Regions from separate parts of the Homo sapiens genome. Here regions 2 and 3 are each linked to region 1. A link is a loop called in an ENCODE intact Hi-C map of the cell type or tissue named here. Cell type or tissue: Calu3. All regions are shown on one strand. Links, peaks and the distances in the headings refer to the core of each region. The heading gives the core; the rest is flanking DNA. Region 1 has its middle 100 kb from the start of COL6A5. Region 2 has its middle 31 kb from the start of LINC02021. Region 3 has its middle 33 kb from the start of TRH.

Region 1 (8,365 bases), core at 253-8,252:
TATTTCTGAGGGCTCTGTTCTGTTCCATTGATCTATATCTCTATTTTGGTACCAGTACCATGCTGTTTTGGTTACTGTAGCCTTGTAGTATAGTTTGAAGTCTAGTAGTGTCATGCCTCCAGCTTTGTTCTTTTGGCTTAGGATTGACTTGGTGATGCGGGCTCTTTTTTGGTTCCATATGAACTTTAAAGTAGTTTTTTCCAATTCTGTGAAGAAAGGCATTGGTAGCTTGATGGGGATGGCATTGAATCTGTAAATTACCTTGGGCAGTATGGCCATTTTCACGGTATTGATTCTTCCTACCCATGAGCATGGAATGTTCTTCCATTTGTTTGTATCCTCTTTTATTTCATTGAGCAGTGGTTTGTAGTTCTCCTTGAAGAACTACACATCCCTTGTAAGTTGGATTCCTAGGTATTTTATTCTCTTTGAAGCAATTGTGAATGGGAGTTCACTCATGATTTGGCTCTCTGTTTTTCTGTTGTTGGTGTATAAGAATGCTTGTGATTTTTGCACATTGATTTTGTATCCTGAGACTTTGCTGAAGTTGCTTATCAGCTTAAGGAGATTTTGGGCTGAGACAATGGGGTTTTCTAGATATACAATCATGTCGTCTGCAAACAGGGACAATTTGACTTCCTCTTTTCCTAATTGAATACCCTTTATTTCCTTCTCCTGCCTGATTGCCCTGGCCAGAACTTCCAACACTATGTTGAATAGGAGTGGTGAGAGAGGGCATCCTTGTCTTGTGCCAGTTTTCAAAGGGAATGCTTCCAGTTTTTGCCCATTCAGTATGATATTGGCTGTGGGTTTGTCATAGATAGCTCTTATTATTTTGAAATACGTCCCATCAGTACCTAATTTATTGAGAGTTTTTAGCATGAAGGGTTGTTGAATTTTGTCAAAGGCCTTTTCTGTATCTATTCAGATAATCATGTGGTTTTTGTCTTCGGCTCTGTTTATATGCTGGATTACATTTATTGATTTGCATATATTGAACCAGCCTTGCATCCCAGGGATGAAGCCCAATTGATCATGGTGGATAAGCTTTTTGATGTGCTGACAATAAGTGTATTTAAATGAATGACTGCCACTCTCATAAGAAGCTTGTATTTTAATAGGTAGTTAATTGGTCACTGACAGGTCTTAAAGCATGGAGGTCACATGGAACTTGTTGAGCAAATCAAATCTCAATACCCACTGTTATTCTGGATGCTTCAGTCTTCAAGTTACATGTATTGCCTCACAAAATAAGAAATTACTGGAATGTTTAGTGATGCTTAGTTGCTTAATGATGTCCGTACTCTGGGCTGGCTTCTCTGCAATTCTCTTGTTTCCCTGTGGCTGCAAGATGGCACCACTGCCATTTTATTGAGCAGAAAAATGCCTCAAACATAGTAAGTTCTCAGTAAATATCTATGGAATGATGGGCTATGGGGAACCTCAGTGATCATCTAGTTTAGCTTTGTCAATTTACATTTCAGAGAATTGAGGCTTAGAGAAGTGAAGTAACTTGCCTGTGGTCACACAGCTAGTTAGAGGCAGAGCTGAATGTGGAAGCTAGTCCCTTGAAATTCCATCCAGGTAAACTAAATTTTTCTTTGCTATGGACAAGTTTGCATAGCAGGGAAATTCTGGGTAGAATTCAAATATATGTGGTTTGAGCTACATGTCAGTTTGGAGCTAAGCACAAGTGCAGTCTTTGTTTATCATGATACAGTTAAATTATGGAACACAGATTCAGTCCATATTTGCATGAATTTTTCTTTGCGAGATGTAATGGCCTCACTTTAAATGTCTCATAATGCTGATTGGCCAGTTGACTACATTTTCTTAATCTGTTCACTCCCCTTCTCTCTGAGTTGACTATTTTACACCCTCACCTCTCTCCTCAAACTTCCAAGATCTGCTTTGTCTTCCATACTTAAAGCAGATGATCATGCTTCCTATTTCAAGAACAAAATTGAAGCAGGGAGAAAAGAACCTCCATAAATGTTCACCACCAAGTAGGCCAACCTACTTGCCTCTGTACCCATACACCCTGCCTTCTCTCCTACTACTATGGACGAGGGTCCATGGTCTTACCTAAGACTAATCCTTGCCTCCTAGACTGGATTCCACTCCCTTTTGCTTTCTGAGGCTCTCGTTCCATTTTTTTCCCCTGGGCAAAACTCACTGAAGGAGTAGTCTATACCAGTGCTTCTCAACGGAAGTGATTTTGCCCTCCAGGGGACATTTGACAATGTCTGGAGATGTTTTGGTTGTCAGAACTCAAGGAGAGGGTGCTGGCATCTACTGGGTAGAGATGCTGTTTAACATCTTACAATACTCAGGGCAGCCCCTCCCAACAAAGAACCATCAGGTCCAAAATATCAGTGATGCTGAAGTTGAAAAACTGACACTCAAGCCTTCACTCCTCAACCCTCCCCACTCAACTACATCTGCTTTAGTTGAGGTAAACCCCATGTTGCTAAATTCAATGGTCACTTCTCTGCTCTCATTGTGCTCCATCTCTCAGCAGCATTTGACAGATTGATCATGGGTTTATTCCCGATTTTTTCCCTCACTCAACTTCCAGTGCGTTCTATTTTCCTGGTTTTCACTGTCTTCTCTTTCTCATCCTGCTTTGCTAGATCTTCTGGATGTTCTTGACCTTTAAGTATCAGAAGACTGAAAGCTCTATTCTCATACCTTCTTCCCTCTTTACTCACCTCTCCGGTGACATTTCTTGGGGAAATCCAGTTCCATAGCATCAATAACCATCAATCCTGTTATCTCCACTTTATCTCTCCAGCTTGGACCAATATCCTAAACTCTAAAAATATTTCCACTTGGTCGTTTAGCAGGCATCTTAAAATTGGCATGTCCCCAAATAAATTTCTTCTTGTTTTTTTGTTTGTTAACGTTTTGTTACAGAAAAATTCAAAAATAAAAGTGGAGACTAGTATAATGACATTCTTCTGCCTCACCCCACGTTCCTATCACCTAATCCAAACAATGAACAACCCCTGGCCAATTTTGTTTTCTTTTATTTATACACCCAGTCACTTATCCTCCCACCATGCTGATTTCATACCCCCTCCTTCCTCCTCAAACCTCCAAGATCTGCTTTGTCGTCCATATTTAAAGCAGATGATCATTCTTCGTATTTCATTAAGAAAATAGGAGTGAGGAGAGAACGTCTACATACGTTCGCCTACTGTAGGTCATGTGATATAGGTGGGATTTACTTCAAGATAATCATATATTCCATGCATAGACATTTCAGGTTGCATCTTTAAAAGATTATTTAAAAATGTAACCACACTACCATTCTTACACCAAAGAATTAATAATAATCCTTTAATATTATCAAATATCCAGTCAGCCAAAACTGGTTCCCTTAACAACCTGCCCCTCCTCCAGCCTTTCCTATCTCAGGGACTGGAAACTTCATCCATCCAGTTGCTCAAAACAGACACTTGCAGCTGTCATTGATAAATCTTTTTCTCTCACTCCCACATTTAATCCATCAACAAATAGTGGTAAGCCTATCTTCAAAGTACATCCAGCATTTTATCATTTCTCACAACTGCACTGCCACCCTCTGGACCAAGCCAACATAATTTTCCATCTGTGTTACGGCAATAGCCACTGACCTGGTCTCTCTGCTTCCACCCTTGCCTCATATAGTTAGTTCTCCATGCATCAGCTAGAGACATCTTTAAAAACATAGTCAGATCAAGTCATTCCTTTATTCATAGCCCTTCTGTCGTTCTCCATGTCACTCAGAATAAAACCTACTGTTAACATGGTCTATAAGAATTTACACAGTGTGGTCTCTGTGAACTCTTTGTCTTCATCTCCTCCTGCCTGCCCTCCTTGCTCCACTCTGCTTCAGTGTTCCTCAAACATGTCAGCACATACTCTTCCTCTTACTTCAGGGTTTTTTTTTTTTTTTTTTTTTCACATACTCCTCCCTCTGCCTGGAACACTCTTCTCCCAGAAGTCTGCTTGTTTTCTCAATTCATGCTGGTCTTTGCCCAAATGCCGCCTTTATAAAAAGGCTTTGCCTGACTACCTCATATAAAATAGTGTCTCCTCATCCTTTGATACACATGGTTCTTTATTCCTTAATACCCTTTCTGGAATAACATTGATCTCTTTCTCACATATTATATATTTCTTTGTTCATTTTCCTCCCCACTAGCTTGTAAGTTCCGTGAGAGCAAGGTCTTCATTCTGTTCACTGCTGAATTTCCTGTGCCTAGAGAAGTGCTTGGAAGATAGGAGATGTGAATAGATATTTGTTGAATGAATGATTGCTTTGTAGTTTGCCTTTGGTTCTGACAATGAGCACCTGCTTCCCAACACTCAATGTGGTGCCCTCTCCCTTGGTTTCTGTTGGATTAAACCTCAGGTTATTTAAACTGAGAGATAAAAATGCCCTATGGAAGAAGTTTCATTACACAATATACTAGGGAGGGGGGGAAATTTGTAAAAATTATTTACAAGTTGTTTCATGTTGAATTAGAGATATGAAATATGGCCACTTGAGAGCAGCTCAAGATAACAACTGTTGCTATAGTTGTTTTTCCTGGCACCTGTTTTGAGTATATTTCCTCAAAATTATAGTGTCTTCTTTTTCCCCAAGGCATGTCAAGGAAATTTCTTAATCATATGACATTAAACAAGACCTTATCTCATTTCTGACACTAGGGTGAACCTGGATTATAGTGTCTTCTTTTTCCCCAAGGCATGTCAAGGAAATTTCTTAATCACATGACATTAAATAAGACCTTATCTCATTTCTGGCACTAGGGTGAACATGGATTCCCTGGCTATCCTGGTGCACAAGTAAGAAGATATATTTCTGGGCCTGGCAACTGGTAGGCAGCATGTGTCATTTGTTTGTGCTTATTTTTCTTTACACTCAAAGTTCTGCTTTTGATTCTATTAAGGGAGAAGATGGTGACCCGGGCCATCAAGGAGAAAAGGGGGCAAAGGGAATAAGAGGGAAGAGGGTAAGAATCAAAGAAACTTCCTAAGATCTATAGAAGCCCACATCATTACGGAAGTACGTTTCCACTGGGTTAGGACTTCTTAGCAGGAAGCCCATTCCTGCCCAGTCAATGCTCATTCCACACCTTCCTTTGGCTATCCCACTCCCCACTTAATCCCACTCTCATTTATCTCCTGAATACAAATACAGTTTACCAAGCCATAACAACAGAAAATCCAAGTTGGGAGTTTTGGTTTTACAATACCAACCTTTTAAAACCAAGTTTGGGAGCACCTGTGTCTTTGGTAAGTCTAGACATCATTTGGAAGGATATTGTTTTAGCTGTTGAGCAAACATTGCTGTTTCTTTAGGATTCTTCCAAGCCTTAACTTTCTCTTGCTATTTTTAGAAAAGATTCTTGAGAATGTAGTTGCCATCTTGGTGGACTTTGAGTCCACTGTGCTTTATACAAGTCTCCGATTAAAAATCAATTCCTTTATGTTCTGAACAGTCAGCCTTGAACAGCCACAATCACTGGCAGCTCTTTTTGAAGAGTAAGCCTGTGGATATCTAACATCTTGGTAATGTTTAGCCGATCAATGTTAGAGACCAAGGTCTTCTAGGAAATGGACTAGTGTTTACTGCAGAAAAGAGGAAAGGAAAGATAATGTATGTTTTCTAGGTACTCAAGAATTAGCATTTTCATACATTGGCAAGGACATAAAGAAATATTTGATCTGTGCCTAACTTGGCTTGCTGCTGACTATGGTTGCTCTGATCAACTAACTTTTATTTCTAGTTTCAAATAAAAAAAGATAAAGGATTCACTGTATTTAGATAACACTGTGTCATTTCAAATGCTTGGAAGATGAGCAGTGAACCTATGACCACCATGTGCGTTTTCTGAAACACTGAGAACCAGAAGGTGGTAGGGAAATTTTTCCTTTTTCCTGATGTCAGGCCCTTAATGCAGACGTCCTGCATTATTTTTATTATATAACCTCAAGACTCAACAGAGTGTATTGAGTCATATTTTAAGGATCTGTCTAGAAGTGTGTGTTTGTGTGTGTATGTACATATGTGCATGACTGAGGTTGGGTATATAGGGGGGAATTTGGATGGTTCCCATAAAATGACCTTCCTCTCTTTCTATTCTCCATGTCTTGTCCCACAGATATATAGTTTATAAACTAACTGGTCAATAGCAGACTCATTGGCATTAGGAATAATAACATATCAAAATGGATCTGATGGTTGTAATCAAAGAGGAAGCTTATTCTTCTGGCTTGGTCTTTTTTTAGGGTAATGCTGGCTTTCCTGGATTTGTTGGAACTTCGGGTGACCAAGGCCCACCAGGACAAATGGTAATATGTACCCTTCCTTTTTCTTTTGTTTTCAACTGTTGTATAAAAATAAATGAAGATTTGATAAGAAGCATCTCTAAAGAAGAAATGAACATTTGGGACAAACAGTGGGATCAACATAGAGAATGGGGTAAATTTGTCCTATAGCATATTAGCTTCAAGTCTTTATACAGTATATTTATTCAATATATATTTTTACTTGAACATGGGGAAGATATTGGAGTGGCTGGAGATTTATGAACCTAAATAAATAAAATGATGCATAAAACTCACTGGAGAGTGAGTTTATCATTGTTTATCATTGCAAACAAGATGAGCAACAATATTTATGCAAAACTAGGGGGAAACCCTAACAAAATATAATATTTATATAATCTTAACTAACAATGTTGCAAGTCCACAAATATTTTTTAAATTCCCTGGAACATCATTTGATATGAAAGGAAAGAGTTTGAGGCTACGATCCTTCTGCTCTGCGCCTTGTCCTAGGAGGCCAGACTGTCAATCCACGAGGGATGGCGCAGTAGGTCAGCCATGGATTGAACCTGGTGGTCTCACTTGCAGTCTAGGGTTTACTGGAGAGGTGCAACAAAGTCAGAAAATAAAAAATTTTAATGCTAGAAGGACCATTCATGGCATTTTTACAGAAGAGGAAACAAAGGCTGAGATGCTGAGATAATTATAGTGACCTGCCTGAGGTCACAAGTTACCACCTTGTAGATTCTAAATAAGAAAAATGATCTCTAGACTCCCAGAGGTTGGAGCCATGAAGCTCTAATCGCAAGGTTTCCAGAGAAGACTTCTTGTTCAGTATTATGGCAGAAAAAGGGTGGTGCTGGGTGGCCTGAAGAGAAGGGATAAGGGAGGAACTGGGGTCTACTTTAGAACTATCGATGAATGGTCCTGGGATCTTTGATAGCCCTTTTTCTGAATGTGATCCTAAACTATGGTTTCAAAATGACCTGGTCCTCTAAGAGTGTTTCTGTCTAGGCCTTCTGGACTCAGAGGTCTTGGATACACCTCTTAGGCACTCTGGCTTTCTTCCTAAAGGAGTCAGACAGAACTCTAGGGCTGGGAGTGAAGGACAGAAGATGGTCTATGTAGTGTGGTAGAGTTTTTAAGACTCTTTTGCCAACTCTGTAGAAGAATGTGTTGGATCTCAAAATTTTGCATTTTAAACTCAAGTTTCCATTCTTTCCAGGGTATAAAGGGCCCCAAAGGTTTGGTAGATATGACGGTAGATGAAGATTTTAATTCCAAACTTTATTATTATTATTATTGACATGGAATCTCGCTCTGTCACCCAGGTTGGAGTGCAGTAATATGATCTTGGCTTACTGCAACCTTTACCTCCCAGGTTTAAGAGATTCTCCTGCCTCAGCCTCCCAAGTAGCTGGGACTACAGGCGTGTGCCACCATGCTTGGCTAATTTTTGTATTTTTAGTAGAGACACGGTTTCACCATGTTGGCCAGGCTGGTCTTGAACTCCTGACCTGTAGTAATCCATTTGCCTCAGCCTCCCAAAATGCTGGGATTACAGGCGTGAGCCACTGCACCCAGCCAAAACTTTATTCTTCTTAGAACACAAAGCTTTCCACTTTCACAAAATAGAAATCTGTTAATCTTAAAGATTCTTTAGTTTTTTCCTCTTACAAATTCTGTTAGTACTTTAAGTTTATAGACTTTACTCTGAAATGTTATCGCCAAGTCAAATAAAAATAGTAGAATGGTATTTTAAATCTAGCAGGGAATTGGGGTGTTTTTGAGCAACACTAGTTGACATTAAAAAAGAAAAAGACTTTGAGGCTACTACCTTTCTGTAATGTGACTTTTTGTAACTCTCAAAAACTGCTTATAAAGTATTTATAAACCCACACACAGGCTTTTGAATAGCACAGGTTTCTGTGTTTCATGGAACACTTGAAAACAATCTCAAAAGTTATGATAGCGTTTCATCTCCCAAGTACAAAAATACTATTAGGCAGGGGGTGGGGGGTGTGGAGGCAACTGAGGAGCAGGA
Region 2 (8,365 bases), core at 194-8,193, 100 kb before region 1:
GGCGTCCGGGGGAGACAGCACACATTGGTAGGATCCGTGATTCCCCACAAGCCACAAAAACCAGCAAGTTTTTATTAGGGAGTTTCAAAAGTGGAGGGAGTATACGAATAGGTGTGGGTGACAGACATCAAGTACTTAACAAGGTAATAGAATATCACAAGGCAAGTGGAGACAGGGTGAGATCACAGGACCACAGGACCGAGGTGAAATTAAAATTGCTAATGAAGTTTTGGCACCATTGTCATTGATAACATCTTATAAGGAGACAGGGTTTTGAGATTAACCGGTCTGACCAAAGTTTATTAGGTGGGAATTTCCTCTTCCTAATAAGCCTGGGAGCGCTATGGGAGACTGGAGTTTATTTCACCTCTGCAATCTCAACCATAAGAGACAGGTACGCCCTGGGGGTGCCAGTTCAGAGACCTACCCCTAGGTGTGGATTCTCTTTCTCAGGGACGTTCCATGCTGAGAAAAGGAATTCAGCGATATTTCTCCCATTTGCTTTTGAAAGAAGAGAAATATGGCTCTGTTCTGCCCGGCTCACCAGCGGTCAGAGTTTAAGGTTATCTCTCTTATTCCCTGAACAATTGCTGTTATCCTGTTCTTTTTTCAGGATGCCCACATTTCATATTGCTCAAACACACATGCTGTACAATTTGTGTAGTTAACGCAATTATTACAGGGTCCTGAGACGATATACATCCTTCTCGGCTGACAGGATTAAGAGATTAAAGCAAAGACAGGCATAGGAAATCACAAGGATATTGACTGGGGAAGTGATAAGCGTCCATGAAATCTTTACAATTTATATTTGGAGATTGCAGTAAAGACAGGCATAAGAAATTACAAAAGTATTAATTGGGAACTAATAAATGTCCATAAAATCTTCACAATCCACGTTCTTCTGCCATGGCTTCAGCCGGTCCCTCCGTTTTGGGGTCCCTGACTTCCCGCAACAAATGGGCTGTACCTTGCAGCATTCCAAGGACAGGCCTGACTTCTGAGAAGGGAAAGTGGTAAAAGTATTGTCCAGTCCTTTTTCAGTTGGTGGCTGAGCTTGGTAAGGTGTGTTTTTAAAAGACCATTAGTCTGTTCTACCTTTCCTGAAGACTGAGGACTGTAAGGGATATAAAGGTTTCACTGAACACTAAGAGCCTGAAAAAATGCTTGACTGACTTGATTAATAAAGGCCGGTCTGCTATCAGACTGTATAGAGGTGGGAAGGCCAAACTGAGGAATTATGTCTGACAGAAGGGAAGAAATGACCGTGGTGGCCTTCTCAGACCCTGTGGGAAAGGCCTCTACCTATCCAGTGAAAGTGTCTACCTAGACCAAGAGTTATTTTGGTTTCCTGACTCAGGGCACGTTGAGTAAAGCTAATTTGGGAGTCCTGGGTGGGGGCAAATCCCTGAGCTTGATGTGTAGGGAAGGGAGGGGGCCTGAAGAATCCCTGAGGAGTAGTAGAATAGCAGATGGAACACTGAGAAGTTATTTCCTTGAGGATAGATTTCCACAATGGAAAGGAAACGAGAGGTTCTGAGAGGTGGGCTAGTGGCTTGTACTATAGCATAGCCTGCTTTTGCTGGTGTGTGACAATTAGGCCTGGTGGAACTGCCATCAATAAACTAAGTGTGGTCAGGGTGAGAAACAGGGAAGAAGGAAATGTGGGGAAATGGGGTGAATGTCAGGTGGATCAGAGAGATGCAGTCATGGGGGTCAGGTGTGGTATCAGGAATAATGTGGGAGGCCGGATTGAAGTCCGGGCCAGGAACAATGGTAATTGTGGGAGACTCAACAAAGAGTACAGCAGAAGGAGCTGGGGAGCAGAATGTATATGTGGCAGGTGTGAGGAAGAAAATACATTTTGGAAATTATGAGAGCTGTAGAGAGTGAGTTGAGCATAGTTTGTGATTTTAAGGGCCTTTAAAAGTATTAGGGTGGGAGCAGCTGCTGCACAGAGACATAACAGCCAACCTAAAACAATAAGGTCAAGTTGTTTGGACAAAAAGGCTACAGGACGTGATCCTGGTCCTTGTGTAAGAATTTCAACTGCACAGCGCTGCACTTCGGCTGTGTGTAATGAAAAGGGTTGGGATGAGTCACGGAGAGCTAGTGTAACAGGACGAGTTGCAGACAAAACTCCTCAGACACCGGATTAAAGAAGGAAGAGGTTTTTTTGTTCAGCCGGGAGCGTCGGCAGACTCGTGTCTTAAGAGCCGAGCTCCCGGAAAAAGAAATTCCTAGCCCTTTTAAGGGCTGACAACTCTAAGCGGTCTACGTGAAAAAGTCATAATAGATCAAGTAAGCGTGAGGAACGTGACTGGGGGCTACATACATCAGCTAACAGAATAAAAAGTTTTTACAATGCTTTCTCATACAATGTCTGGAATTTACAGATAACACCAGTAGTTTTGGTCAGGGGTTAATATTATTGATATTTTAACCACCAGGTCCAGGTGGTGGCACCAAGGTCGTCTAGCTATTTATTTTACTTCTGTTTTTTCCAACTTTTTGCTTTCTCCCTTTTTTGCTGTCTTACAAACTAGGGAAAAGGGGAGGTTGGGGAGAAACTGGGAAGGACAACCGGAGAAGTGGTGGTCTCATACCATATTTCCCCCTTTGAGCATTTTCACTTTTTAGTGGGAGTTCTCACTCTCATCTTTACTTTTTGAGTCTATTTGTGAGATAGAGCGATAGTGATTTATATAACACACGTGTGCTGAAGTTTTCTGATGAACTAAAGTAGCTACAAAACCTTTTATCATTTGAAAAAGCAAGGGTAATACACAGGGGAGCAGCAAGCAAGTTCCTATCACTAGCAATACACCTACAATGAGGGTTTTAAATCCTGCTATAGCTGGAAACCATTTTTCCAATAAAGACTCAGGATTAAACTCGTGCCAAACCTGTACAGGCACATGTGCCACCTTTGTCATGTCCCTGACTATGTTTTTAACCACCTGTCCTTGATCACTTATTTGTAGGCAGCAATTGGTTAAGTTAAATTTTCCACAAACTCCTCCTTCAGCTACTAGCAAGTAGTCTAAGGCCAGTCTATTCTGATAGATAGCATTCCTTATTTGGGTTTCTTGCCAAGCTAAAACAGTCAAAGCTCTGCCAGTTTCATTAGTAATTATTTCTAAGATGGCCTGCAACCGTATGATCCAATTGAGCATGTAGATGGGGGTTCGGTATCCCCATAAGCCGTCTTGTGCCCATGTGGCAGGCCCATAATACTGAATGATCCTTTCAGGGGGCCACTCATTATCTTTCCAGTTTCCTATAACTGTGCCTTTCTTTTCTCGGGAGGCGTAGACAGGGAAACCTAGGAGCTCACCCATTTTTATGGGTAATAAGAAAAAGGATGGCTTAATAGTGCCAATAACACAACTGCCTGCCCATTTATTAGGTAACCGAATGTAGGCTCTGTGCCTACATATCTAGTATAGTCCAGTGGGAACCGTCCAGTCCTGATGAGATTCTGGATGAGCCTAAGCATTTTTTAATTTAGAAAATTTACTAAATGGATTCTTTTCAGTGTGGTTTAGGCCCTACTAAGTAATTGTCTTTGTTGTGCTGTTATACAACTTCTGTCCTATACAATTAAGCTTTCCTACAGAGATGATAAAGTGTTTCCCTTCTCTAGCTATACAGTATTGTCTAATAATTGAGGTTTTTAGGACCTAGAAGTTGCTAGCTTCGGCCTTCTAACTGGAATTATATCAGGAGCTGGATCAGTAGGCACCAACTCTCGGGCTTCCCAAGGCCATCTGTCTCCGATAGTGGTTCCTCCGCATACATAACAAGAAGTAACATTAAGTAAGAAAATTACATTTTCTGCTAATTGGAGAAACACATTTTTTGTCTTTTTCAGAAGTTCTGGTGCTGGCAGATTCAGCTCCTCATAAAAGGTTTGAAATACTGGTTTGGGAGAGCACTTGTGGACCTCCCCTCTAATTAAAATGGCAACTTGAGGGTTTCACCCTGTCCTATTGATCCCCAGGGTTACACGTTCTCCCTTTTTCCAAAGGGGATCTAGGGGATTGGTAATTATTAGTTCTAGTGGGTTACAGTGACCAGCAGCACAGGAGGGGTTGGCTTCCCCCTTCTGAAGATAAACCGGGTCCTTTTTGTTCTTTTTTTAAGTAGCCTAAATAACACATGGCCAATAGGCACAATTTTTACAAACCCCTGACTCATGACAAACATATTTATTTTCTACTCTTTAGCTCCTTTCTCAGTTAAGAGAACCACATCCTATTTCTAGCTTTTTACTATTAATGGCTGCACAAGCATCAAATCTTAAAGTTATTTGCTTGGGGATTTCTTTTTCTTCTGTTCTAGTTATTATTTTACTTGTATCACCTAGGAAAAGGCCAGTTCTTATTCTTATTTCAAAAACGGTGGTTGCAGGGGGCTCAGATGGGTTATAACACACATCAGGTTGGTCATTTCTCGGGCTACATACCTTGTACTGAGTGGCATTATACAAACAAGTTTCTTTTATTGTTTCCATACATTCATAATAACTATAGAACAGAAAGATTGTTTTAATTTGCTGTCCTACTTCGGTGACCTGATGAATACACTGGGAACAGTCCCCAGTTTGAGTAAGATCAGTTGAAGCCCTTACTGTATAAGTCCAAAATTTAAGAAAAATGAATCCAACGATGAGCTTCCTCATGCTTCGGCCGTGCGTGGACCAGTCAGCTTCAGGGTGTGACTGGAGCAGGGCTTGTCGTCTTCTTCAGGGTCACTCTGCAAGGGTTGTCTGGGCTTGGTCTTGCCTCCCAGGTTTCAGGCGCTGCAGGTTTTACATGGCTGTGGTGGATCCAGGCTGGGATTCCTTCTACCTTCACAGCGGTGGGAGTGCTCAGAACGACAGTCTGGGGTCCTTTCCACAGTGGACACGAAGAGGCTCCGTTCCAGGTCTTGATCCACACTCGATCACCTGGGGAGAATGGGTGAACTGGGGAGAATAAGCTAACAGGGCATCTCTCATTTACCCAGGCTGAGATTGTTTGTGTCATTTTTCCTAAGGCCTGTAGCTGTCGCTGTAACTCAATTTCACCTAACTCTCAGGGAGTGCCTGGAAGTCCCCGCAATATAGGAGGGGGCCTATGATATAATATTTCATAAGGGGAATATCCTGTTCTTTTATAAGTGGTACATCTAATTTTAAATAATACCATAGGGAGAGCCTGTATCCATTTTAATCCTGTTTCCTGACATACTTTCCCTAAACTATTTTTGATAGTTTGATTCATTCACTCCACCTTTCTGGAACTCTGAGGCCAGTAGGCAGCATGCAGTTTCCATGTGATCCCTAATATCTTTGCCGCCTTCTGTACTAAGTCAGCCAAAAATGCCGGCCTGTTATCTGAGCTGATCCATAAGGGCAGTTCAAATCTAGGAATAAGATCTCGAAGAAGCACACGAGTTACTTTACAAGCTTTCTCAGTTCGTGTTGGATAAGCCTCCACCTACCCAGATTAGGTACGCCCAAGAACTAGTAAATACTTGTTACCTCTACACTTTGACATCTCTGTGAAGTCCACCTGGAGATCTTCAAAGGGGGTGCTCCATAAGCTTGTATGCCGGGTGGAATGGCTGGACTTTGCCTCGCATCATGCTGTCGGCAGGTAACACGCCGCTGCCTCACCGTTTTGGCAAGAGCTGACAAATGCGAGATGTAGAAATACCAGCCTAACAACTTTTCAAGTGATTCCTGACCTAGATGGGTGGTTTCATGCACAGCCAGTACAACTGCAGCTCCCAGCAGCTGTGGCACAGCTACTCTCCCATCCGGTAACCGAATCCATCCTTCCTCCATCACTTGTCCTCTCTCTGCCTGGAGAAAGTCCTTTTCATCTTTAGAATAAGTAGGTACAAGATCAGGTGCTTGAGGGAGCATGGGGGCTGTGACTGATGCCCGGAAGGGGGCAGATGCTGCTTTTCGAGCCTCTAAGTCAGCGCGGGAATTCCCTAAACCAACCAAGGTGGAAGCTCGCTGGTGTCCTCTGCAATGCATAACTGCCACCTTGTGGGGTCTCCATACGGCTTTTAATAATTGCAAGATTTCTTGTTGATATTTTATGTCTTTTCCCCCAGAGTTCATTAGGCCCTTTTCTTTATATAATGCTCCACGCACTTGAAGGGTTGAAAAGGCATATTAAGACTCAGTGTAAATGTTGACATTCTTAGCTTCACTGAGTTCTAAGGCCCGAATGAAAGCAGTGAGTTCAGCTTTCTGAGCTGAAGTGCCCTGGGGAAACGATCTGGCTTCAGCAACAGTGTCCAGAGTTACCACCGCATATCTTGCACATCTCTCTCCTTGTGGGTTGATGAAGCTGCTCCCAGCCACGTATAGTTCCTAGTCTACTGATGCCTAAGGCTGGTCCTGGAGGTTAGGTCTGCTAGAGTAAACTGAGTCCAACACTTCTACACAGTCACGCTCGACAGGGCTCTCTGATACTGGGAGCAAGGTAGTGGGGTTCAGGGTGTTACAAACTTCAATGGTTATACGGGGATTTTCACAGAGCAAACTTTAGTACTTAGTGAGTCTAGCATTCATTAGCCAATGATGTCCTTTAGTATTCATTAAAGTCACCACAGCATGGGGGGCCTTTATGTTCAGGTTTTCTTCAAGAGTCAGCTTATCTGCTTCTTGTACTAGCAGGGCAGTTGCTGCCAAGGCCCTTAAACACAGGGGCCATCCTTTAGAAACCCCGTCTAGTTGTTTAGAGAGGAAGGCCACCGGCCTCGGCCAGAGACCCATAGTTGGGATTAAAACTCCAACTGCCATCTTTTCTCTCTCTGACACATACGATGGAAAAGGCTTTGTTAGATCGGGTAGCCCCAGGGCTGGGGCTGATATAAATCTTTCCTTTATCTCATGAAAGGCTTGCTGTTGCTGGGATCCCCATTCAAAAAGTCCCACCCCCCCCCTCCTTGTGACCTCATACAAAGGCTTGGCTAATACTGCAAAGTTTGGGATCTACAGTCTGCAAAACCCCACAGCCCATAAGAATTCTCTCACCTGCCTTCTGGTCTTAGGCTCCGGTAGATTTCAAATGACCTGCTTTCTTTCTGATCCTAGGCTGCTCTCCCCCTTTCGGATAGTAAATCCCAAGTAATGTACCTGCTGTCAGCAGATCTAAGCTTTTTTCTTGGACATCTTATACCCACAGTCCTCCAGGTGCCGGAGTAGAGCATCTGTTCCTTTGGTGCACCCGGCTGCCGTGGAGTGTCCCAGCAAAAGGTCATCAACGTACTGAAGCAACACGCAGTCTAGGTCTCTGGTGGGAAACTTCTGGAGGTTTCGAGGCAATGCCTCCCCGAAGATGGTGGGGGAGTTCTTGAACCCTTGGGGAAGCCCGGTCCAAGTGTACTGAGTAGTGACACCTGACTCCAGATCTTCCCACTGAAAGGCAAACAGCTTCTGGCTCTCAGGGGCTAATCTGATGCTAAAGAAAGCATCTTTCAGGTCCAAGCAGGTGAAGCAGCTGTCCTCAGCTGGCAGCAACCCCAGCAAAGTGTACGGGTTAAGTACTGCTGGATGTAAAGTCACTGTAGCCTGATTCACCAAGTGCAAATCCTGTACCGGCCAGTAGTCCTTGGTCTTAGGCTTGGGAACAGGCAGGAGGGGAGTGTTCCATGGAGACTGACAAGGAACTCTAATTCCAAAAGTTCTTAGGTGCTTGAGATGGACCTGGATACCTTCAAGAGCTTCTCTGGGGACCGGCTCCTGTTTTTGCCTAATCGGCTGGGCCCTAGGCTTAACGTCTATAAGTACGGGGGCTTGGTTGCAAACCCTGGAGGGTTGTCTTCCACCCACACTCTTGGCCACAGCTTAGCCAGAGCTGGTCTTATCTCTTGGCCCCACTCAGTTAAGAAAAGTCTCCATTCTTCCTCTCGGGGGACCGTAAGGGTCATAATGACTCCCATTCTGGGTAACTTTAGCAGCAAAGAGCCATGCTCTGTAAAAGAGATAGTGGCTCTCAGTTTGCTAAGCAAGTCCCTTCCCAACAAGCACAAGGGACAGTCAGGTGTGTACAAAAACTGATGAATCACTTTATGTCCTCCTACAGCACAAGTCCGAGGCAAGCAGAAAGCTTGCTTTGCTGAAACTCCCGTGGCTCCGATGATGTCAATAATCTTTTTGGATAAGGGGGCGACCGGGGCGGTTACTACCGAATGTTTAGCACCGGTATCTACAAGAAAATCAATGTCTTTACCCCTAACTGTCATCCTGACCATGGGCTCTTTGGGGGTCCTTGAGCCCAGTCCCCCTCAGTCCAATAACCCTTCTGCCAGGTTGAGCAGGGCCCCTTCATCCTTGTCCGGGGCCTCCTGCTCTGAGTCA
Region 3 (8,365 bases), core at 319-8,318, 300 kb before region 1:
TTTCTCCTCCCAATATCCACACAGTCCGCCTGCTCCCCTCCTTCAGGCCTTTGCTCAATGTCCCTATTTGGTGAGGCCTTCCCTGGCCACCTATTGAAACCCGTATACTCATCTCCACCCTGGCACCCCAGCCCCTCCCCTGCTTGATTTTTCTCTGGCTGCCCTCAGCTACGTGCGTATTTTAGTTATTTATCTGCTTATTGTCTTGTCTCCTTTCACGTAATTTGAGCTTTAGGAAGGCAGGGATCATTGTCCCTGTCCAGTTCACTGGCACATAGTAGACACTCGACAGTGATTTGTTGAATGAATGAATGTATGAATGAATGCCTACAGTTGGGAGTGGGCAGGCTGTGAGACAACAGAGAGTACGGGGACTGGGGATTACTGGGAGCTCAAGTCCCGGCTAATGCTCTCCAGCTGGTTTTTGTCTCGTGGGAAAGCATGTCATTACTGCCCAATTGACTATTTAAGAGAAGCCAGAAATCTGGATTTTTAGTGAAATTCTCCAATGTTTCAAGCACTGAGAACTAGTGTAGGTTTATAAAACATCTTGAGGACCAAATGATACCTATCTGTGTGCCAAGTTTGGCCCATGGACACCTGGTGGTGGCAAATGGTGGTGGCAAACGGTGGGTGCAGGGTGTTCAGATTTTTCTCCCCATCCCTGCCTCCTCTCCTGGGCTTCAGACCATCCATCTAACCAGCTGCCTCCTGAGCACCTCCACCTGGGTGGCCTCCCAGACTTTCAGAATCAACAGGTTCCACCCTGAATTCATCCTCCCTTACTGTCAACCAGAATCTCCGAGCTCCTCATCTCAGTGACACCCCCAGCCCTCTTCTCTCACTCACCCCCACATCTTGTCTCCTAAATCAATATTTCCCAGCCTGCCCCTGCTGCCTGCCCTGTTCCCAAGGCCCTTGCCCAGGCTCAGGCCATCATCTCACTGGGTGCCTGTTCTCATCGTCTCTTCACTGAGTTGGCGGCTTCACTTTAAGGTATAACTGGGGGAGTGGGTGGAGCACTCCACAATCTGGTCAGCTCAGGTCCTGCAGAGGTCTTGATCCGGCCTTGGGGTAGAGGGATTATACACACACACACACACACACACACACACACACACACGTATATACATATACATATACAAAAACATATATATCAAATATGTATATATAAGTCAAAGTGTAAAAATCTGAAGTGTATAGCATCTACCCTCCTGTGCCACCCACATCAGGGTTTTTAAATAGCATCTACCCTCCTGCACCAAGAAGTAGAACACTTCCAGTTTCCCAGCAGGCTCCCTCATGCCCCTTCTCGGTGAGCACTGTCCTTCCGCTCCCCCAACACGGTTCTGACCTTTATTACTGCAAACCAATGAAACCCCTCCTAGAATTTCACATGAATAGGATCGTCCAGTTAGTAGAATTTTATGTCTGGACTCTTTTTTTTTTTTTTTTTTTTTTTGCTCAGTATAATGATTCTGAGATTCATCTATGCTGTGGTGTGCACAGGTAGTTTGTTCTTTTTATTGTATGGATGCGCCATTGTGTAAATTGATCACAATTTGTTTATTCAGACACCCATTGATGGCTATTGGGCTGTTTCTGGCTTTTGGCAATTATGAGGATGTCTGCATGAACTTCCCTGTGGCAGCCTTTTGTGGACATAAGTCTGCCTAGAAGCAGAATTTCTGGGTCCTACCTTAAGTGCATGTCTGCCCTTCATGTAAAATGACGAGGAAAAGTGGCTATAGCTTGTACTTTGCATTCCCTCCATCAGGGAATGAGAGTTCCAGTTGCTCCACAGTCTTGCCAATACTTGACATTGTTGGTCTTTGATTTCACCAGTGCTTTATCTGGAGAGTCCAGGCATGGTCATGGTTGAAGTCTCTGCTCTCAGCTCCCGCCTCAGTCTTCCTTCAGCCAGTCTGACCTGATGACCTCTTGCTTTCCTGCTCCTAGAAATGCCCCTGTGCTTTAGGCAGCCCCTCCAGCTGTTTCTCTTCCCATGGGGCAAGGAATTTGCAGGACCCAGGGGACACCCCTTCTTGGACCACACCCCATCCCCTTCTAGACCAGGCCATGAGTATTCAGTACCTGAAGATTCTCTGTTCCCATGTCCCAGTGTCCTGAAGCCCATTTCCAGGGCCTGTGTGGGCCTCTTTCCCAGCCCACGCTCCTAAGGGCAGACCATCCTCTCGAGATGGGAGAGCAGCAGGACTTGTTTTCCAAGCCTCAGTTACAGACCTGCTAATCAAGGCAGGATATAGCAAAGAAACTGGTGCAAACCAGCTAGGACCAGGATGGTGATGAAAGCAACCTCTAGTTGCCCTCATTAGTCATTATATGCTAATTATAATACATTTGCATAAGATACTCCCACCAGCCCCATGACAGTTTTCAAATGCATGGCAACACCCAGGAAGTTACCTTATATGATTCCTGGAACTCCTCACCCATTTTCCAGAAAGTTCATGAATAACCTACCCTTTATTTAGCGTATAATTAAGAGAGGGTCTAAAAAGAGCTAGGCAGCAATGCACGAGTGCTACTCTGGGCCCCTCTGCCTGTGGCAGAGCTCTGCTCTGTCTATAGGGCAGCGTTTTGCTGTACACTGCTGCTCTAATAAACTTGCTTTCTTTCACTGATGCTGGCTCTTGAATTCTTTCCTGAGTGAAGCCAAGAACCTACCAAGGCTAAGCCCTAACTTTGGGGTTCACCTGCATCACTCTGGCGTGTGTACTACTAAATCTGAAGGTTGGCCAAGGACAGCTGCAGGTTGGGGTGTTCATCTGCAAGTGTGTGAAGACCTTAGCTGTAGAGGATGAAGCCTGGGGTCAGGAAGAGAAAGCGGGTGGGCTGCAAGCTGGGGCGACTTTCCCCACACTCTCACATGTGAAACTTCCGAGAGTCTAGTAATCCCAGATTTCTACCTAGCTTCCAGGCTATTATGCACCTTGGACTTCTATAACAAAGTGCCACACACTGAGTGCCTGAAGCAGCAAAATGTATTCTCTTCACCTGGGATCAGAAGCTCAAAATCGAGGTGTCAGCAGAGTCGGTTCTTTCCAAGGGATGTGAGGGAAGGATCTGTTCCACCAAACACCCATGAGTCCAGCAAACCACCAGGAGCAAGGAGAGACCAGGTGTTCAGTCCTACAGTGTCACCTGCGGGCCTTGTGACCAAACGGCCTCATTGTCCTCTCTGGGTCTCAGTTTGTCTGCAAAATGGGAAACTTAGCTCAAGATAAAAAAAACGGATTGTTGTCTTCCTGTCAAATTTCCTCCATATGTGTTTTGTTTGTTTGTTTGAGACAGGATCTTACTCTGTCACCTAGGGTGGAGTGCAGTGGTGCGATCTTGGCTCACTGCAACCTCCGCCTCCCAGGCTCAAACGATTCTTGTGCCTCCATCTCCTAAGTAGCTGGGATTACAGGCATGCTCCACCACACCCAGCTAATTTTTTCTATTTTTAGTAGTGATGGGGTTTTACCATGTTGGTCAGGCTGGTCTCAAACTCCTCGACTCAAGTTGATCTGCTCACCTCGGCCTCCCAAAGTGCTGAGATTATAGGCGTGAGCCACCATGCCCAGCCCCCAGATATGTTTTGTTTGACCTACATAGTGATGTATAAACTTTGAATTGGTTGCCAACCTGTAAAAATCAAGAAATTTCATCTAAAACCCAAATTTCTGGCCTCTTTTGAGAAATGAGCCCTTTTTCTCTTATGGCTGCGATTGGCTGGGTAAAGTTGTGGCAGCCCCTTTTACAGGGCTCCAAAGGCCTGTCTTAAAAAATCGAAGCTTTGGCTGGGCACAGTGGCTCATGCCTATAATCACAGCACTTTGGGAGGCTGAGGCAGGCGGATCACCTGAGATCAGGAGTTCAAGACCAGCCTGACCAACATGGTGAAACCCCGTCTCTACCAAAGACACAAAAATTAACCAGGTGTGGTGGCGGACGCCTGTAATCCCAGCTACTTGGGGCGCTGAGGCAGGAGAACTGCTTGAACCCAGGAGGCAGAGGTTGCAGTGAGCCGAGATTGTGCCACTGCACTTCAGCCTGGGAGACAGAGGGAGAATACATCCCCCCCACAAAAAAAAAAAATCTAAGCTTCAAGTCGGATGGAGTGGCATGCTCCTGTAGTCCCAGGTACTCAGGAGGCTGAAATGGAAGGATTGCTTGAGCCCAGGAAGGCGAGGCTGCAGCGAGCTATGATTGCACCACTGCACTCCAGCCTTGGCGACAGAGACAAGACTGTCTCAAAAAACAAATAAACAAACAAACAAAACCCCACTAAGTGTTGATGAAAAGGATTCCAAGAGGTAGGGGATAGATTGCCAGACAAAGCAAGTAAAAATACAGAACTCTCAGTGTGGCAGCTCTCGGTGGGGACTTGAGGAGCTGGGTTTCAGGGAGGGCCGCACAGTTCAGTGCAATTCCGAATTGTACCACCATGGGGAAGCAGAGCCACAAAGTTGACCTGAGTGGTCCGGTTGGGTTCCTCTGCCAGGACCTCGGGGGCCAGGAGTGCCCGGGGCTGCCTGGAACTGAGGAGTGGTGGGAAGCTGAAAGGAGATGGAGGAGGGAGGAGCTGGGGACTGTGCCTGACCCAGTGTCCAACAGCTGAGGGAGGCCAGAGGAGGGAAAGGTCCTAGTGGGTGCAATCAGGGCAGGCTTCAAGAAAAGGACAGGCCTTAAAGACTGGCAAGATTTGGATAGAAACGGGAGGGCCCTCTGGGAGGGAGGCATGGCTTGAGCAAAGGTTTGCAGAAGGAATGAGCTTCATGGGAAGTGTGTCCTTGCCTGAGGCAGGGTGACAGTGTCTGAAATTCTGAAACACGTCTCAAGACATTGTTTTAGTCATGATCAAGTAACAGAAACCCACCTCAAATTGAGTTAAGAAAAAAAGAGGGCCCGGTGCAGTGGCCCGTGCCTGTAAACCTTACATTTTGAGAGGCCGAAGCAAGAGGATCACTTGAGCTCAGGAGTTTGAGGTCAGCCTGGGCAATAAGGTGACACCTTATCTGTACAACACTTTTAAAAAAAAATTAACTGGGTGTGGTGGCATGCACCTGTAATTCCAGCTACTCGGGAGGCTGAGAGCGGGGGATTGCTTGAGCCTGGGAGTTCAAGGCTGCAGTGAGCTGTGATCACACCACTGCACTCCAGACTGGGCAGCAGAGTGAGGCCCTAACAGTTAAAACAATAAAGAAAAAAAAGAAAAAATGAAAAGTTATTCCCTCATGTAACTAAAAAGTCCATCAAATGATGTCATCATGCATCTGCCTCTCTTTATCTCTCAGCTCTGCCTCTCTCTGTAGTGATTCTGTTCCAGGCCACCTTCCTTCTCCCAGTGGCAATGTGGCTGCCCACAGCTCCAGGCAGACTCCCTAAAACAACTTAGCCACCACCAGCAAGAGACGACCTCATTCACAGTGACTCCACAGACATCCTGGGGATCACTGATTGGCCTAGACTGTGTCATATGCCTATCCAGAAGCTAGTTGCTGCAACTCTCATGGATATGGTCTCAGTCACAGGCCACCTCTGGTATGCAGATAGATCTGTCCACTCAATGCCCCTGGACTGATATTGGGGTTGGGGGTGGTCTCCAAAGGAAAGGCAGGGTGGTCTCAGAAGATGGGACAGTGAGTGCTGGGCAGACAAAAAGAAGAGCGGTCCCAACCAGGTTTTCACCCGAGGAATGATGAGTCAGTAACTGTGGAGCAGGGCGGAGTGGGGCATGGAGTTTATTCTAGCTGTCTGTCTGTTCATTTGTTTGTTTAGCTTTTATTTATTTGTTTTTAATTTTTAATTAATTAATTTTGAGACAGAGTCTCACTCTGTCGCCCAGGCTGGAGTGTAGCGGTGCGATCGCAGCTCACTGCAATCTCCGCCTTCCAGGCTCAAGGGATCCTCCCGCCTTAGCCTCCTGAATAGCTGGGACCACAGGCGCACATCACCATGCCCAGCTAATTTTTGGATTTTTAGTAGAGATGGGGTTTTACCGTGTTGGCCAGGCTGGTCTCAAACTCCTGGGCTCAAGAGATCTGCCTACCTTGGCCTCCCAAAGTGCTGGGATTACAGGCATAAACCACCATGTCCGGCCAGTTGGTTTAGCTTTTAAATGTGAATGTGTGTGAGTGTGTGTGTGTGTGTATGTGTGTGAGTATGTCTGGGTGAATGTGTGTGTGAATGTGTGTGTGAATGTGTGTGTCTTCCAGTGTGCCTTGCCTCGATGGCTGCAGCCTGAACTCACTTAAAAAGTAATTCATGGCAGCTACCAGGTACCAGGAACAGTGCTGGAAGCCGAGAGCACTGCAATGAGCAAAAAAGATAAAGTCCTTGCCTTCCTGAATTTACATTCTGGCGGGAGAGACGGATAAAAACAGAGACCATTAAATACACAATGTGTTAGGTAACAACTAAGAGAAGGTTGGTCGGTATGTGCACAGGTGTGTGTATGTGTGCGTGCCCATATACCCATGTGTGTCGTGTGTGTGCATGCATGCATATGTGATGTCCTGTGCAGGATGGCCAGGAGGAGGAACATTTAAGCAGGGGTCCAAAAGAGGTGGGTAGTGAGCCAAGCAAAGATCTGGGCCCAGCAGTCCAGGTGGAAGGAACAGCAAGTACGAAGGCCCTGAGGCAGGAATGGGCATGGTGTTTTCAGGTATCAACAAAAGTCCTCTGACACTGAGCTAAGGGGAGAGTGGCGGGAGGGAGGACAGAGGAGTACAGGAGGCAGGTGGTGGTGCAGGGCCTTGCGGGCCACTGTAGGGACTTTGGCTTTTACTCTCCCCAAAACAGGGAGCCCTAGGATGGTTCTGAGAAGTGAAGGGACGTGATCTGACTTCGGTTTTGAGAAAACTGCCTGGCAGCTGTGTAGAAAGTAGATCACAGGGGCCAGGGCACAAGCAGGGCGGCTGGAGTGGAGGCTGCTGCAGTTGTCTGGGTGAGCGGTGAAGGCGGCTGGACCAGGGTGGCTGCTCTGGAGGTGCACGGGTGGGTGGAACTCCAAATGTATTTTGCAGGATGAGCCAATACAATTTGCTGATGGTTGGGGGTGGGGCATGATAAAAAGAGAGGAATCAAGAATGATCCAAAAGTTTTTTTGCCTGAGCAACTGTTAGGTTAGAGTTGCCTTTTCCAGAGACAGAAAGATTACAACAGAAGCAGTCGGCAAATATTTGAGAACATACTATGTGCCGAGGTTACACCTAGAAGCATGGCAACCTTGTCTTGGAGCTTGGCAAGAGAGACAGACAAGAACCACTGAACAAGTAGGTAGAGGAGAAAATACCAGCTGGTAAGAAGGGCCACTTAGAGCAACAGAACAGGGTGATGGGAGTCTGCATTTTATTCAAAGAGCAGCCAGGAACTGTGGGAGGGTTTGCAGCAGAGACAGAATCTGCTGTACCCTTTAGAAGACCACTCTGGAATAGACTGTTGGGGGCAAGATGAGACAGGGAGACCCGTGGGGAAGCTGGTGAGGAGGCTGCCGAGGCCTGAAGGTGGGAGATAGTGGCACTGCCGTCAAAGACCTCTAGCAGACGAACAGGGGTAGGAAACCGACTCCTGTTCTCTGTGAGAGGCATTTTAGGAGCATAGTGGCATCACTGTCCCCCTTCCAGGGGCTTGGACAGGTGCCTTTGCCCCGGGAGTCTCAACTCCCCAGTCTCTGCCACTTCCTCGGTGACTGTCGCATCCTCACGGATCCCTTCATCACCTTTTTGTTTCCCTATAATCAACTCCATCTCTGGATTTTCTTCATTTCCTCAGAGCTGCTCCACTATGGCTCATATCCTGTTGTTCCAGAACCCTTGCCCACCAGTACGCCCTCCTCTCTGGTGATGCCTTTCCAAAGCTTCTCCTGGGGTTGCAGGGTGGGGCTCCCACCCTTACTATACCCTGCAGCCCCATTTCTGCTTTTCACCTCTCCATCTGCAAAAACACTCCTGGCCATCTCAACACTTCTTTCTAAGTATCAGTGTTAAATCACAACCAAGTGTGTGCTCAGCACTTTACAGTTAGCACCATTCACCCTCCCATTTCACAGCCCGGGAAGGTGGGCCCTTGAGGGGAAAGAACCAGCTGTGGCAGACACCTGGCTTTATCACTTCCTAACTCTGACTCTGGGCCAGTCCTTTTGTTACCAACAAAGCCTGTCCCCCAGAAGATGGAGCCTTTTCCTGTTCTGTGCTGTGAAGCCAATACACGAACCCAAAAGTAAGCATGAAACAGTGCATGCTTTATTCGACGGCCTTTATTGAGAAGTGGGAGTTTGGCTCACAAATCAACTTCTCAGCTCCTGAGAGCTGGGAAACCATAGATACAGGCTTCATCTTTAATGAAAAAGTTGGGC

The links. Peaks named below come from ENCODE experiments on the same cell type or tissue, not always from the same donor. Only the 100,000 strongest peaks of a DNase experiment are listed, where the experiment ranks them.
Region 2: it touches region 1 in a loop (2.5-fold over the local background); 7 of 110 quality-filtered maps call a loop at or near these places.
Region 3: it touches region 1 in a loop (8-fold over the local background); 6 of 110 quality-filtered maps call a loop at or near these places.

Annotation. Positions count from the first base shown.
Region 1 is chr3:130,239,491-130,247,855 of GRCh38, forward strand. It overlaps the pseudogene COL6A4P2. Among named protein-coding and RNA genes, the nearest start is that of COL6A5, 100 kb to the right of the region's middle. In Calu3, for the core only: no CTCF peak of the experiment used is centred there; a DNase peak (open chromatin) is centred at 3,591.
Region 2 is chr3:130,138,799-130,147,163 of GRCh38, forward strand. No RefSeq gene overlaps it. Among named protein-coding and RNA genes, the nearest start is that of LINC02021, 31 kb to the left of the region's middle. RefSeq lists an enhancer at 1-189. In Calu3, for the core only: CTCF peaks have their summits at 5,069 and 5,286; a DNase peak (open chromatin) is centred at 5,663.
Region 3 is chr3:129,937,961-129,946,325 of GRCh38, forward strand. No RefSeq gene overlaps it. Among named protein-coding and RNA genes, the nearest start is that of TRH, 33 kb to the right of the region's middle. In Calu3, for the core only: CTCF peaks have their summits at 640 and 4,460; a DNase peak (open chromatin) is centred at 4,471.